3 separate regions of the Homo sapiens genome follow, and all the other regions are linked to region 3. A link is a contact called in ENCODE Hi-C data. All regions are on one chromosome and are shown on one strand. Each heading gives the region's core, a stretch centred on a gene start or an enhancer-like site at or near the end of the contact. The rest is flanking DNA. Distances are from core to core; before and after follow the strand shown.

The links. A loop is a pair of places that touch in the nucleus more often than their neighbours do. Pooled maps may share reads with other maps.
Region 1: a pooled map shows a loop between it and region 3 (10-fold over the local background). The contact joins the enhancer-like site here to the promoter of SLC25A13 in region 3. A Hi-C loop is called at or near these places in 2 of 37 single-sample maps with no recorded cell type and 6 of 50 pooled maps.
Region 2: a pooled map shows a loop between it and region 3 (25-fold over the local background). The contact joins the enhancer-like site here to the promoter of SLC25A13 in region 3. A Hi-C loop is called at or near these places in 7 of 37 single-sample maps with no recorded cell type and 11 of 50 pooled maps.

Annotation. Positions count from the first base shown.
Region 1 is chr7:95,605,717-95,610,074 of GRCh38, reverse strand. PDK4-AS1 (PDK4 antisense RNA 1) reads right to left here. Exons shown (of 3, transcript XR_001745287.3): 2 at 213-3,135. Among named protein-coding and RNA genes, the nearest start is that of PDK4-AS1, 11 kb to the right of the region's middle. RefSeq lists enhancers at 474-1,673, 1-2,765. Within about 2 kb of position 1,479, at least 32 of the 41 ENCODE cell types and tissues checked have a DNase peak (open chromatin) inside an H3K27ac peak, as active enhancers do.
Region 2 is chr7:95,499,807-95,504,313 of GRCh38, reverse strand. All of the region lies in intron 2 of ASB4 (ankyrin repeat and SOCS box containing 4), which reads right to left. Among named protein-coding and RNA genes, the nearest start is that of ASB4, 16 kb to the right of the region's middle. RefSeq lists an enhancer at 2,915-2,964 and a silencer at 3,263-3,557. Within about 2 kb of position 2,678, at least 2 of the 41 ENCODE cell types and tissues checked have a DNase peak (open chromatin) inside an H3K27ac peak, as active enhancers do.
Region 3 is chr7:96,320,306-96,324,973 of GRCh38, reverse strand. SLC25A13 (solute carrier family 25 member 13) reads left to right here and starts at 2,876. Exons shown (of 18, transcript NM_014251.3): 1 at 2,876-3,032. The coding sequence starts at 3,018. RefSeq lists a silencer at 2,741-3,080.

The DNA of each region.
Region 1 (4,358 bases), core at 230-2,729, 710 kb after region 3:
ATCTAGCTGATTCTAGACATTTTCATGACAGCCTGTTTACCACCCCATAATCCCAAAGTTAAGAGAGGCTATCACAGCTCCTTCTTAGCTAGCTCAGTTTTCTTTGAATGAAGTTTACACCAAACACGTTTTCATCCAGCCTTGTGAGCAACCAAAGTCTTTCTTGCTTGAATTAATTTACCTTTGGGGGTTGGTAAATGGAATTTATTTACCTTTATTTAGATTCCCGATGTTTCAAGAGGAAATGCTTGTAAGGAACTAACTCTGGAAACCATCTGAGAGGAACACTGTTTGCACAGCACTTTTCAAAATAATAGCATGGCAGGCTTCCCAGTTCACAGCCACAACATCCTGCGGAATCAGCTGAGCTTTTAAAAAAGCTAACAACCAGTTTGAATTTGAGCAATTATTTGGGGGTTCAAGGCAGCAAAGCTTTTGTTCTTAAAATCTAGAACAGTGGTCTTCTTACATCATCATTCAGATAGACCTGAAACAAAAATTTGACACCAAAAAAAAAAAAAAAAAAAAAACTGCCCTTACCACAAAGATGCTTTTTTCCCTTGATTCTATTTCATTTTAATGCTGTTCGTGACTCATTAAACTGATTTCATGATCCACTAATTAGTTACAACCCACAATCTAAAAAGCACTTGTCTAGAACATGGAGAAGTTCTCTGCTGACCTGGAGTCATTTCAAACACCATGTTTTAAAGATTTCACAGCAATGTTGCAAATTAAACTACCTGAAGATTAGGAATCATTGCTCTAGAGCAATTGATAAGAAAACCTACAGGTTTCTTTATTGAAATACACTTTTGAAAAGAATCTCACCTGGCAGTTATTTTAAATAATATAAATGTAGCAGTAAGTAGGCTGTTGATCAGTTTGCCATACTCAGTACAGGGTGATCTATGAAGTACTTTGCAATCTGTTTTTTCCACTTGAGCAGCAGAATTCCTAACAGCCAGGAGACTCACGCAAGAACACAGTGAGTAGCTGAGCCTCATGCAAGAACACAGTGTCAGATCAGGGCTATGATAGAGACGCCTTGGTCTCCCCGACCTTTCCCCTAGTGAGCTCTATTTCCATGAACAGAAACTAGATGCCTGGGAGCTGAGGCATGGAAAGTTATTGCTGCTCGGCAGCAGTGACCCTTCACCTACTAAACTTCCCCTTGTTGACTCTGCAGCCAGGCAGTCCCGCCCAGGCTGTGGGTGTGGGACTGACCTTTCACCAACTTAGCCTGCTCGAGAGAGCCCCAGCATCTGCTTAGCTTCCGCAGGCCAGCTGCTTCTTCCTTCCAACACAATGTTGGTAAAAATTGTGCATAGCAGAAAGTAACTTTCTTTTTTCCCTAGGGCATTAATTTATAGGTTTCATTTCTTATTTAAAAATAAAAATAAACAATCCCTCACTCCCTTTGCTCCAATACACAGTGCATTTTGAGAAGCCTATTTGAAAGAAGAAGTGAGAGAACCCTAGTGTGCAACGGGTGGAATAAAGAACAAAAAAAGAGGACCCTTAACCCTTCCTATTTGTACTTCCTTTTGAGATTCTGCACTGACTGTTGAAACACGGTCAGGCAGGCCTGCTTTCCTCAATCAAGAACACAGCCATGTTGCCCAAACTCAGCATTTGTCAGGCCCTCGAGTTATTTTCAAAATGGGAAACTAAAGGGGGAAAGAAGTATGTGTCTGTGTGATTATTGTTAAAGTTGCAGACAGTCTCGTTTTCTCTCTGGCAAAGTCTAACTGAGCTCAAGAGGACATCAGGTAAAATCAATTTTGTTCAAGAAACAAACGGTTGAGTTTCCAGCATCTGTTTAGTTTGTTTTAGCATTCAACTGTTTCACACAGTTGCCTGGTTTTGGCCAACAGGGCAAATAGGTATTCTTCTAAAGTTTCAGAAAGGCAATTAAAAAAAAAAAAAAAAATCTTACGCTTCTCAATCCCCAGAAGAGTGTGACAAGGATTTCTGTTTAAACTGAGATTTAGAGAACCCATTTTTCCTACCAGCTGTATGACTCTGGTGACTTAACTCTTCTGCTTGTTTTTCCTCTGCGATTGAAAATGTTGGATTAAATGAATGATTTTCATGTTTTCCATTGACAGTCTCACTAAAGGACAGTTCTTCTAAATGTAAAGGGGAGGGTGGAGGTAGGGTGCTGCTGCAGGGCAGAACACCCCACCAGCAGCTGCTTGGGCCCCCAGCCCAGTAACAACAGGGGTTGCATCTCCCAAACATAATTCACTGATCCACTGATCTCTGGAGTCCTGCGTTGGGACGAATCCCAAGGCCGCATCAGATCACACAGGAGAAGATGTTATGATCCATTATTACTGGTGGCAGCCAAGCTGGAGAGGGAAGGACTAACCACTTGCATAACATGTAATTGCTTAAACTAGTATTTTCAAACAAATGCAGAAATTTTAGTATGACATCTGGGTATCTGTCCTTTTACTGCCAAATATGTAATGTACAATGCATTGCTCATACCAATAGGCCAGTGAACATAAATTGCAAGTAGTAAGGAATATTAGTATAACTGACTGAATTTTCCCATTTTTACCTAGACAGTGAATGCAATGGTGATACAGCTTTGACTGCCCCTGCACTGGGTTAAGCAACAAAATCACAAAAGAAAGTGACGTCTAAAATTTGTCTTTCAGATGACCTGGTGCTTGATTGTGCTCCTTTTACTATCTGACACCCCCAAAAAATTAGTCTAAGGCAGCCAACCAGTGCTACACAAACCAAGGCTGGAACTTAGCAAAACCTGGAGTTTTCCAAGTAAAATAATTCTATTTGAACTCAGTGTGTGTAGTAGAGGATACAGGAAAAAGAAAGGTCCTATTCAGTGATAATCTCAGGAAATTCATGCAATGATCAGCAATCAGAGGAAAGGAACAGGCCACAAAACTGTAAGCAAAGTTTCATGTTCAGTATTAGTCCACAGAAGACAATGAGCAGGAATAGTAAGGGAGAAATCTGATTGCAGGCTCTTCAGGTTTTGAGTCTCCAAGCCTCGTGGTATGCCCGAGCTTGTGAGAAATCGAAGGCAGGAAGTTCTCGCCATGGTTTTCAGCTCCATCAGGTCATTTAAGGTCTTCTCTACCATCAGAGTGAACAGATAACCTACAGAATAGGGGGAAATTTTTGCAATCTACCCATCTGACAAAGGGCTAATATGCAGAATCTACAAAGAACTTAAACAAATTTACAAGAAAAAAATCAAACAACCCCATCAAAAAGTGGGCAAAGGATATGAACAGACACTTCTCAAAAGGAGACATTTATGCAGCCAACAGACACATGAAAAAATGCTCACCATCACTGGCCATCAGAGAAATGCAAATCAAAACCACAATGAGATACCATCTCACACCAGTTAGAATGGCAATCATTAAGAAGTAAGGAAATGACAGGTGCTGGAGAGGATGTGGAGAAATAGGAACACTTTTACACTTTTGGTGGGAGTGTAAACTAGTTTAACCATTGTGGAAAACAGTATGGCGATGTGTCTGGAATTGGTGGGTTCTTTGTCTCACTGACTTAAAGAACGAAGCCGCAGACCCTTGCGGTGAGTGTTACAGTTCATAAAGGTGATGTGTCTGGAGTTTGTTCCTTCTGATGTTCGGACATGTTTGGAGTTTCTTCCTTCTGGTGGGTTCGTGGTCTCGCTGGCTTCAGGAGTGAAGCTGCAGACCTTCGCGGTGAGTGTTACAGCTCTTAAGGCGGCGCTTCTGGAGTTGTTCGTTCCTCCTGTCTGGAGTTGTTCATTCCTCTCTCTGGGTTCGTGGTCTCGCTGGCCTCAGGAGTGAACCTGCAGACCTTCGCGGTGAGTATTACAGCTCATAAAGGCAGTGCGGACCCAAAGAGTGAGCAGCAGCAAGATTTATTGCAAAGAGCAAAAGAACAAAGCTTCCACGAACAGGTTGCCACTGCCAGCTCAGGCAGCCTGCTTTTATTCCCTTATCTGGCTCCACCCACATCCTGCTGATTGATCCATTTTACAGAGAGCTGATTGGTCCGTTTTGACAGGGTGCTGATTGGTGCATTTACAATCTCTGAGCTAGACACAGAAGTTCTCCAAGTCCCCACTAGATTAGCTAGACACAGAACACTGATTGGTGCATTTACAAACCTTGAGCTAGACACAGGGTGCTGATTGGTGTATTTACAATCCGTTATCTAGACATAAGGGTTCTCCAAATCCCCACCAGATTAGCCAGATACAGAGTGCTGATTGGTGCATTCACAAACCTTGAGCTATACACAGAGTGCTGATTGGTGTATCTACAATCCCTTAGCTAGACATAAAGGTTCTCCAAGTCCCCACTAGACTCAGGAGCCCAGCT
Region 2 (4,507 bases), core at 1,429-3,928, 820 kb after region 3:
AGTCTTTTAAAAGGCATGGTCCCCTTTACATTGCCCCCATGTCACTTTCTGCTAAGGAACATTTGAATTTTTATGGCTTTCCTGCAGTAACAAATTTTCCTCCTACTGTCAGGATTTGCTTCATGCAGAGTAAAGCGGGCAGCTTTCATTTTCCTCTTACGAATGGAATAGGTAGAAATAATATGCTGCTTAGCAGCCACCTAAACCTGCCCCGACTCTCTTTATTCATAGGGAAATGCAGGATTCAAGGAGAGGAGGTTTTTCAGCAGGGTAAATAAGCCTTCTCAACTGATGAACATTATTTTACTAATACCAAAGGCAACAAAGGCCAGGAGATGGGGGCATTAAGTAGAAAGGCAAACAGAAAAATAACAGACAAAATCCAGCATGGGGACAAAGCAGGCTCTGCAACACTGAAAAAATAGGGGAAAATCCTTTAAGAGAAAATTGGGTGCAATTTTTTGCCTCAATTAGCCTTTTCCACAAAGAGCACTTTTCCACAAAGAGCCCATTAAATAGCAAATGAAATTACATCGGTTTTCAGTTGCCATGGCATTGGTTCTTCCTCTAACGGACTTCTGTGGTCCTGAGCTTAATGTTAGCCTGACGTATTTTCCTCGTCTATATGTTGTCTCAATTCCCTCTGTCCAGCTACAAAGTGATGTATTTGAGTTCTCCCCCAGAGTATCTGTGACATAATCTAAGAGAGAGAAAATTTAGCCTTTGGCTATACCTCTAGAGACTGAGAGGGTAAAACTGATGAAGAGCAGCATTTCATTAACCATGAACCACACAGTTTTCATTTATTAGGTGGCAGTGGGTCCCCATCCATGCACTCAGGGCTTCTGGAGCCATTCCCAGATCTGTCAGTAATCTCAGTAACTATTTATTGAGCACTTTCTATGTGCCAAGCGCTGTCCAAGAAGCTGAGGCATAAAAATGCAAAGGAAAGAAAACAAGATGCTCACAGTCTTTTAGTTTCCAGGTTAGAAGACCTACCTGCAAAACACTTACTTTCTCCTCATGCATAAGATGGGTTGAAATTTTACCCAGTGATCTGATTCACAGGTTTGTTTTCTTATTTATATATCTGCCAGCTGCCACACTTTAAAAAAAATTATTCTAGCAGCAAGGATCTAAAATAACAGATTTGCCTTTTTGAAATTGCTTAGCTACAGTTAAACATTAGCTATAATATCAAGTTTCACTCTGATATTTTAAATATTATTTTGATATGCATAGTCACATATAATTTTCAGAAAAATACATCTATACAGTCCATACTGTCCCATAAGCTGCTTTTTACAACCTTCCCATGTGAATGGACATTCCTTTAAACATCATTTTAAATATCTGCATGGTATGGCGGTAACAACATGAAATTTTCTATTAGATATGTAAGCATTTTTCAGTTTTTCAGTAATATAAATGACTCTCTGAGGGCAAATAGGAATCAAGCAATTTTTTGAGACTCTAAATACATTTAAAAATTAAAAGTGCCTATCTATATATTTTCAATTGTGGTACATTTTAAATGTTTTTCTTAACCAATCAAAACTTCTAAGATGAAAATATAAGGTAAAATAAGTAAAATATACTCTAACTGCATTATTCTGAAAACTCTTACAGAATTAGGAGAAAGTCTCTAATTTCTAGTGTACTGCAGGTCATGTGACCAAGCACAATTCTAAGTTACATGATCAGTGTCTTTCTTTTTCTTTCTCCCCAGTTATCTCTTTGACTTTAGGTATAACCTAGTTCAGAGATAACATCTAAAGTCTGAATTTGAGGCCCTAAGTAAATGACAGCCCTGGGTAAAATGGTCTCCTGCCTAGAATTGGTCCCTAATCCTAGAGGCGAATTTTCTAAGTTACAAGAAAGTTTTAAGCTTTTGATATGTGTTATCAATTTGCCCCCCCCCCGCAGGCTGGTACCTATTTACATTCTATTAAGCGTGTGTAAGAGCACTTCCCTATGTGTTTGTCATATATGTATTATCTTTTGTATGCTTATTAACGTAACAAACAACAACAAAATAGCTAATTGTCATTTTAATTGACATGTTACTGATTACCAATGAAGGCTATCATTATGTCATATATTTATTTGCTGTTTATATGATTTTTCTTTTTTTTCCCTTAAATATTCCTGTTCTTGGTCGTTTTGTTCTTTTTCTTTTTTTACCTCTTTCTCTCTCTTTTTTTTTTAGTTGTTAGCCTCATTACTTTAATTGAAAAACTTCTGCGTATAGTAAGCCCTTTGTCATATAGTCTCAAATATTTTCCCCAGTTTTATGATTGCCTTTTAATTTTATGGTGTTTGCCCTTCTGAAGTTGAACATTTTTGCTTTCTCTAATTTATCTCTATTTTCTTTGTGAATTCGGCCTTTGATGACATGGCTTGAAAGAGTAAGTGGATCTTTAATGGACTTCTATTCTCTCTCCTTGATTCTTATAAGCCTAATTCATTAGTGTCAGCCTACAAGCATTGCCCAAGCTTCCCCCTACCTCTTTCTTCCTTCTCATCTCTAGGTAGTCTCCCTCTGTTGACAAGAACAAAAGAGATGGGGAATAACTGTACCGGCTGGGAAAGGTGACACCTCTAGGGAGTGAAAGGTTGGCCACTCTGTCAGTTTGTGGTTGATGAAGTCACATGAAAAGGCCACAATGTAAAAAGTTAACAAAGTTTCAGTTACACCGGATGATGAATAAGTTCTGAAGATCTAATGTATAGCAGGATGACTATAGTTAGTAACACTGCATTGTTTACTGGAAATTTGTTGAAAGTAGATCTTAAGTGTTCTTATTTATGATTAAGATGAAAAGATGGAATGCGGTGAGGTGGTAAGAGCAGCGTCTGTCCAGCAGGCCTATCTATTTCGGATTAAAATGAAGGCCAGTGACATCTTGCCTTACCATGTTCCACTTCATTGACCAGGGAATTTCCTAACATGTGGTTGACTTGTGTCACTGTCAGATAAAGTAGCAGGGAACAGTCTTTTAAAAGGCATGGCCCCCTTTACATTGCCCCCATGCTACATTCTGCTAAGAAACATTTGAATTTTTATGGCTTTCCTGCAGTAACAAATTTTCCTCCTACTGTCAGGATTTGCTTCATGCAGAGTAAAGTGGGCAGCTTTCATTTTCATTTCATTATTACGAAAAGTGAGACAAAAAATGTTTTAATTAGAAAGTTAATGATTAAATTAATATATAATTTCTAAAATTCCTTAAACTCTTAAAAATAAAAAGCTTGCATGTTTAAACTAATTAAATTTAAAAATCAATAAAGATAAAAACTAAATCTAAACATAAATGAATGAGTAAATGTGAAGAGTGGTGATGGCTACACATAGAAAATGTGAGTAAGCTCCAAATTATGCCTAACCTTGTCCCTGTAGCTTCCTTCCTAAGTGGGAGGCTGCAAAAGCGAAGAAGAGCACAATTGCTGGAGGGAGGTCACAGGTCACTATTATCTACAGTTGGAGATCAGAGGAAAACCTTGTGTGCCAAAGTAAGTGATTCATAGAAATAACAGTTGAAGATGTATGAGACAGGATAACTGAAAGGTTCCAGTCTTTCAGAAGTTGAGATGAGATGAAATCCAGAGAATATGGGATACAGCCTCATTTTTAACAAGTGAACCAAAGAAGAAGGAGAATATGCTGGGCTGAATTTTTTCTTCCCCTTCATTTCCGCAGGTTGAAAAGATCATGGCTTTTTTTTTTTTTTTTTTTTTTTTTTTTGAGACAGATCTTGCTCTGTCACACAGGCTGGTGTGCAGTGGTCCAATAATAGCTCACAGCAGCCAGCCTCAAACTCGTGAGCTCAAGCAATTCTCCTGCCTCAGCCTTTCGAGTAGCTAGGAATACAGATGCACCACCATGCCTGGTTAATTTATTTTTCCTTTAGTAAAGATGTGGTCTCACTATGTTGCCCAGTCTGATCTCAAACTCCTGGCCTCAAAAGGTCCTCCTGCCTCAGCCTCCCCAAAGTTCTGGGATTACAAGCATAAGCCACGGCTCCTAGCCACATGGCATCTTTTATAAGTCCAGTAATCCTACTACATTTCTCTAGTAAGTTTCTTCTCCCATTTTTTTTCTCCCGAACCTCCCATTCCTTCTCCATTCTTATGAAAATGTCTATGCTTTCTGCTCTCCTCTCATTTTTTGGCTGGTGACTTTGACACATTGTTGAGGGGAAAAACCATCCGAACTCCCTCATCGTAGCACCATCAAATCTATAAATATTCTGGCATTTAAAACCATCTTTTACTTTGTCCCGCTTCTTAAAAATGAGGATGCTCCCAGCTACTTGGGAGGCTGAGGCAGGAGAATGGCGTGAACCCGGGAGGCAGAGCTTGCAGTGAGCCGAGATCGCACCACTGCACTCCAGCCCAGGCGACAAAGCGAGACTCCGTCTCAAAAAAAAAAAAAAAAAAAAAAAAAAGAGGATGTATCCCGTAGTCTCTGGATTTAATCTCATCTCAACTTCTGAAGGACTTTCAG
Region 3 (4,668 bases), core at 1,627-4,126:
TATATAACATGTATGAAGGTTGAAGACATTATGCTACAAAACACAAATACCATATGATTCCATTTATTAGGTACCTAGAGTAGTCAGATTTATAGGAGCAAAGTAGAATGGTGGTTGTCAGGGGGTTGGGAGATGGAGTGGTTGTTTAATGAGTACAGAGTTTCAGCTTTGCAAGATGAAAAGAGTTCTGGAGATTGGCTGCACAACAATGTGAAAGTATTTCACTACTAAACTGTACATTTCAAAATGGTCAAGATGGTACATTTTATGTATATTTTATTACATTAAAAATTTTTTGTTTCATTTACATTATAAAAGGAGAGCTTTAATGATGCCCTTAAAAATAAATACGTGGTACATGATGTAATTTTGTTCTTTACATGAGGTTGTATTTTCTCACCTCCTTTTACACTCCCCTTGTGGCAGCTGGGGCCATCCTCCACAGGAGCTTCAGACTTGTCCCCTTGTCATAATTTTCTCTAACAATTCTCCTGGTTTTCCTTTTGTCTTTTTTTTTTTTTTACTTTTTGCTGATCTTTCTTCTCTGCCTATGAACATGGTCAAGTCTTCTGGGCTTTGTTGAACCTTTTGAGAGTAGGTTAAATAGTTGCTTCTTTCTGTAATGCTTCTTTCTTAAGCTTCTACAACATAATTTGTATGTTGGACATACATTCTCCTTACAGACAGACTCACACACCTCAAAACACTCCTCTTGAATTACCAATCTCAGGTGTTTTTCCAGACACCCATACCACAAGTCTATGTGCAATATGGCACAACTCCCTTTTTCCGTCCCAACCCCACTAATTTTACCTTCTATGTATTCCTCTAGTCCTAGCCCATCCCCAGCCTGTCTCGTCTGGACATCCTGGTAGTTCAGTTGGAACCCATCCTCCATACTGCAAGCAGTGTTTTAGTCCATTTTGTGTTGCTGTAAGGGAATTCCTGAGACTAGAAGAACAGGACGGAAATGTATTTCTCACAGTTCTAGACGCTAGGAAGTCCAAGATCAAAGTGCTGGCAGGTTACGGCCTGGTTTCTCTGCTTCCAAGATGGCTCTTTGAATGCTGTGTCCTTCAAAGGTGAGGAATGCTATGTTCTTATATGGCAAAAGAGCAGAAGAGCAAGAGAGAGTGAACCCACTCCCCAAACCTCTTTTTATGGCAGCATTAATCCATTTATGAGGGCAGAGCCCTTGTGATGAAAATACCTCCCCAAGGACCCAACCTTCCAACACTGATGCATTAGAGATTGTATCCAACACATCAATTTTGGGGGGCACATTCAGACCATAGAGAGATCTTTCTATATCGAAAACCTAGTCATGCTGCTTCCTGACTTAAAACCCTTCAGTTAAGGTGCATACCCTTCAGCAAGGCGCCTAAGACCCACCATGACACAGCCCCTACCTGCTGGGCCAGACTCCTTCCACTAGTCGTGCCACTGCCCCAATCCCATAGCTCAAGATCAAGTTACCTTTTGATATGGTTTGACCGTGTCACTACCCAAATCTCATCTTAAATTGTAGTTCCCATAATCCCCACATGTCATGGGAAGGACCCGGTGAGAGACAACGGAATCATGGGGGCGGTTACTCCCATGCTGTTCTTGTGATAGTGAGTTCTTATGAGATCTGATGGTTTTACAAGGGGCTTTCCCCCCTTTGCTTGGCACTCATTCTCTCTCCTGCAACCCTGTAAAGAGGTGCCTTCCACCACAACTGTAAGTTTCCTGAGGTCTCCCAAACCATGCGAAACTGAGTCAATTAAATCTTTTGGTTTATAAATTACCCAGTCTCAGGTATTTCTTCATAGTGGCATGAGAATTCTCAGTATTCTTATTGAGCCCTGGGAACAGTCTGCTGCCTTAACAGGTTATACTGAAGTAAACATTTATGTGTCTCTTTCCCAATAGCCCTGAAGCTGTTTAACGGTTGGAACCAGTTCTTAAGTCATTTCGGGGTTTCCAGCACCAAGCACAGTGCCTAGCACATAGTAGGAAGGCACTCAATCAACGTTAATGAATTAAACTGATTAGTAATAAGTGCTTTTTGCTGCCATATTACATCCACAACCTACAATACATTAAAAGTCCTTTTCCCTGATCACCACTGTCTTATAAATTTTGATTACAAGGACAGAAGAATGAAATCCTGATGAAGAGGAGTAAGGCCTGGAGGTCATATAAGCAAATTTTCATTAAAATGCTTGTTTATTTATTTTAGTAGGGCCTATTTGGGGGAAGTCTTTTGACCCGGGCCTTTTGACTTCTACCGTTTTAACAGGTAGGGCTGAAATGGAGTAGTTTCATGAATATACGTTCTGCACTACATTCACTTGTTGGGTTCTTAAGAGTTCACCGATTTTGATCTAAAAGTAGGCGTGCCAGCAATATTTGCAATCTCGCCTTCTAAGTCAATGCTTTTGGATCAAAGTCTTTTTGGATCCAGTGTAAAGTGGAGCTCCTTCAAAGGGAACGCACAGGGGAAAAAATATCCAGCAAAGTATGTGTCCTAGTGGAGTTCTCAACTTCCCCAGGCCGTGCACCATCTGTCGTTACTTGCCCCTCCCATCGGTCCGAGGGCCCAGTAGCCCCTGGTATCAGCAGAAGCCAGCAGCTTCCCTGGTGGGGCCACCTGCCCTCAGGTGACGGGCTTGCACACGGCCAAGTTACCTCTGCCCACGCCGCAGAGGCCGCCGCTGCTGGACAGCGCAGCGGGGTCACGTGTCCCTGTCCAGCCACTGCCCCAGGATCTGAGCCCTCCCCGGCTGCAGGGCAGAGGCCGCTGGATCACGCGCACCCCGGCGGCCAAGGCTGGGCCCAGCCAATGGGCGGGCAGCATCCACATGACCCGCGCCGGCGGGAGGGCGTGGGGAGGCAGGCCAGGAACGCACGCTGCCTGGCCGTATCGCCGCCCCCACCGCCGCCGCCGCCGGGACTAGAAGTGAGCCGCCCGGGTCCCAAACGCCAGCCAGCCAGTCAGTGGGTCCCGCAGTCGCCCGCAACCGGGGCGAATCATGGCGGCCGCCAAGGTAACCGCGGGCCCGAGGCCGGGGGGAGCGCGCCTGCCGGATCAGCCTGGGGGTGCGAGAGGCTCGGGCGCTCACGTGTCTGGGTTGGTGCCACAGGCGGAGCAAAATGGGGTGCCGGGCAGCCGTTCCACCTTGCGGCTGCTGGAGGGAGGGGGCCACTCCTCCCGGGCAGCACAGGCGGTCGGTGCAGAGACCGAGGCCCGACCTCGCAGCGGAAACTTTGTGGGCCGGACACTCCCACTTGGCCGGGGAGGGAAGTTGGTGCCTGACGGGGCTGAGCCAGGGCCGACGAGGAGGAGCGGGCGCGACTGGGGCCTGGTGCACCCTGGGCCGGCAAGCGCTGGGGGTCCTCTCTACCTTCCCAGCGCGCTCCTGCTCCTGACCCCGCTGGTTGTTGACTCCGGCTTCTTCCAGGGGCCAGAGCCCGGGCTGAAGCCTGATCCTATTACGTTTCAAGGGCTCCGCCCTCCCGCGGGTGGGGAAGTTACTTTGACTTCCGTTTTGGAAACTGCCTAGGAGACTTGGTCTGCGCCTTTGTGAATAAAAAGTCCAGGGACTCTCCCCCTCCCCGCTTTCCCATCATTCCCATCTTCCCCCTCCCTCTCTCCATCTGACAACACTTAGATACCCGCCTCGGAGCATTTGAGAGGCTTCTTTTTGGGAACGATGAAACAGATTGTCCTGGGAGCCTGTCACTCCTGTGAAGTTGTACTTGAAAGGGGTTCTGTGTAATGTGAATCATTCACTAACCCAGAGGAAAGGCAACTCCAACACTTGACCTTTCCTCTTTCACCATTTCTTGAAACCTGGACACCATTTCAGTCTCTTTGGACTGCATTTCAACTTCTCTGGCAGAATACCATATTTAGTCCCAATCACTTGAATCATTTGGAATTTATTGCTTTTAATTTAAGTTCACGAAGGCAGCCCTCTAATCAAGCCTATACAACTTCTTAGCTCATTTTAAGTGCAGTGAACTTAAATATACCTAACATTTCAAACATTTGTCCTTAATCAAAACTCTGTGATAACCCTCAAGAGGAAAACATGGCCAACACATCATATTCCTATTTATTCAAGCAAACTAATCACATTTGCAATGGAAATTGTAAGCAGACAAATATATTTAAATGCTGTTCTATGACTTAAGTCTCTCCAGGCTCCCCAAATCCGTAGGCTTCTTCATGTTGTTAGTTTCTGTGGTCTAAGTGGCATTTCTCTTTTCTGTAATTACTCTGAGTTTCATCCTTAGGAAAGTACTCTGGGTGTGTGGGCTCATGTATGTTTGCATATGAACACACAGGTGTGCGTGTGTATATCTATCTATAACTTTTCAGCAGTTTCTCTGAGCATCACTAGGATTCAATTTTGGAAGCTGCCTTAACCCTTTCAAGCCCAATAGCCCTTGACCTTTTTTTTGCATTAAATTTGCATGCAACCAAGGTACAAGGCTTGGTATGAACTAATTCCCTAGAGTAGGTGGGACTAGGTACCCATTCTTTACTGTTAGTTTTATATCTGCAGGTAATGTAAATACTTTTACTTTATTAGGAGATAAGGTAATTGAGGAACATAAATTGAGACGTGTGCATAGAAATGGAGTATAAGACTTGAGTAATATTAAGTAAAATAAGTG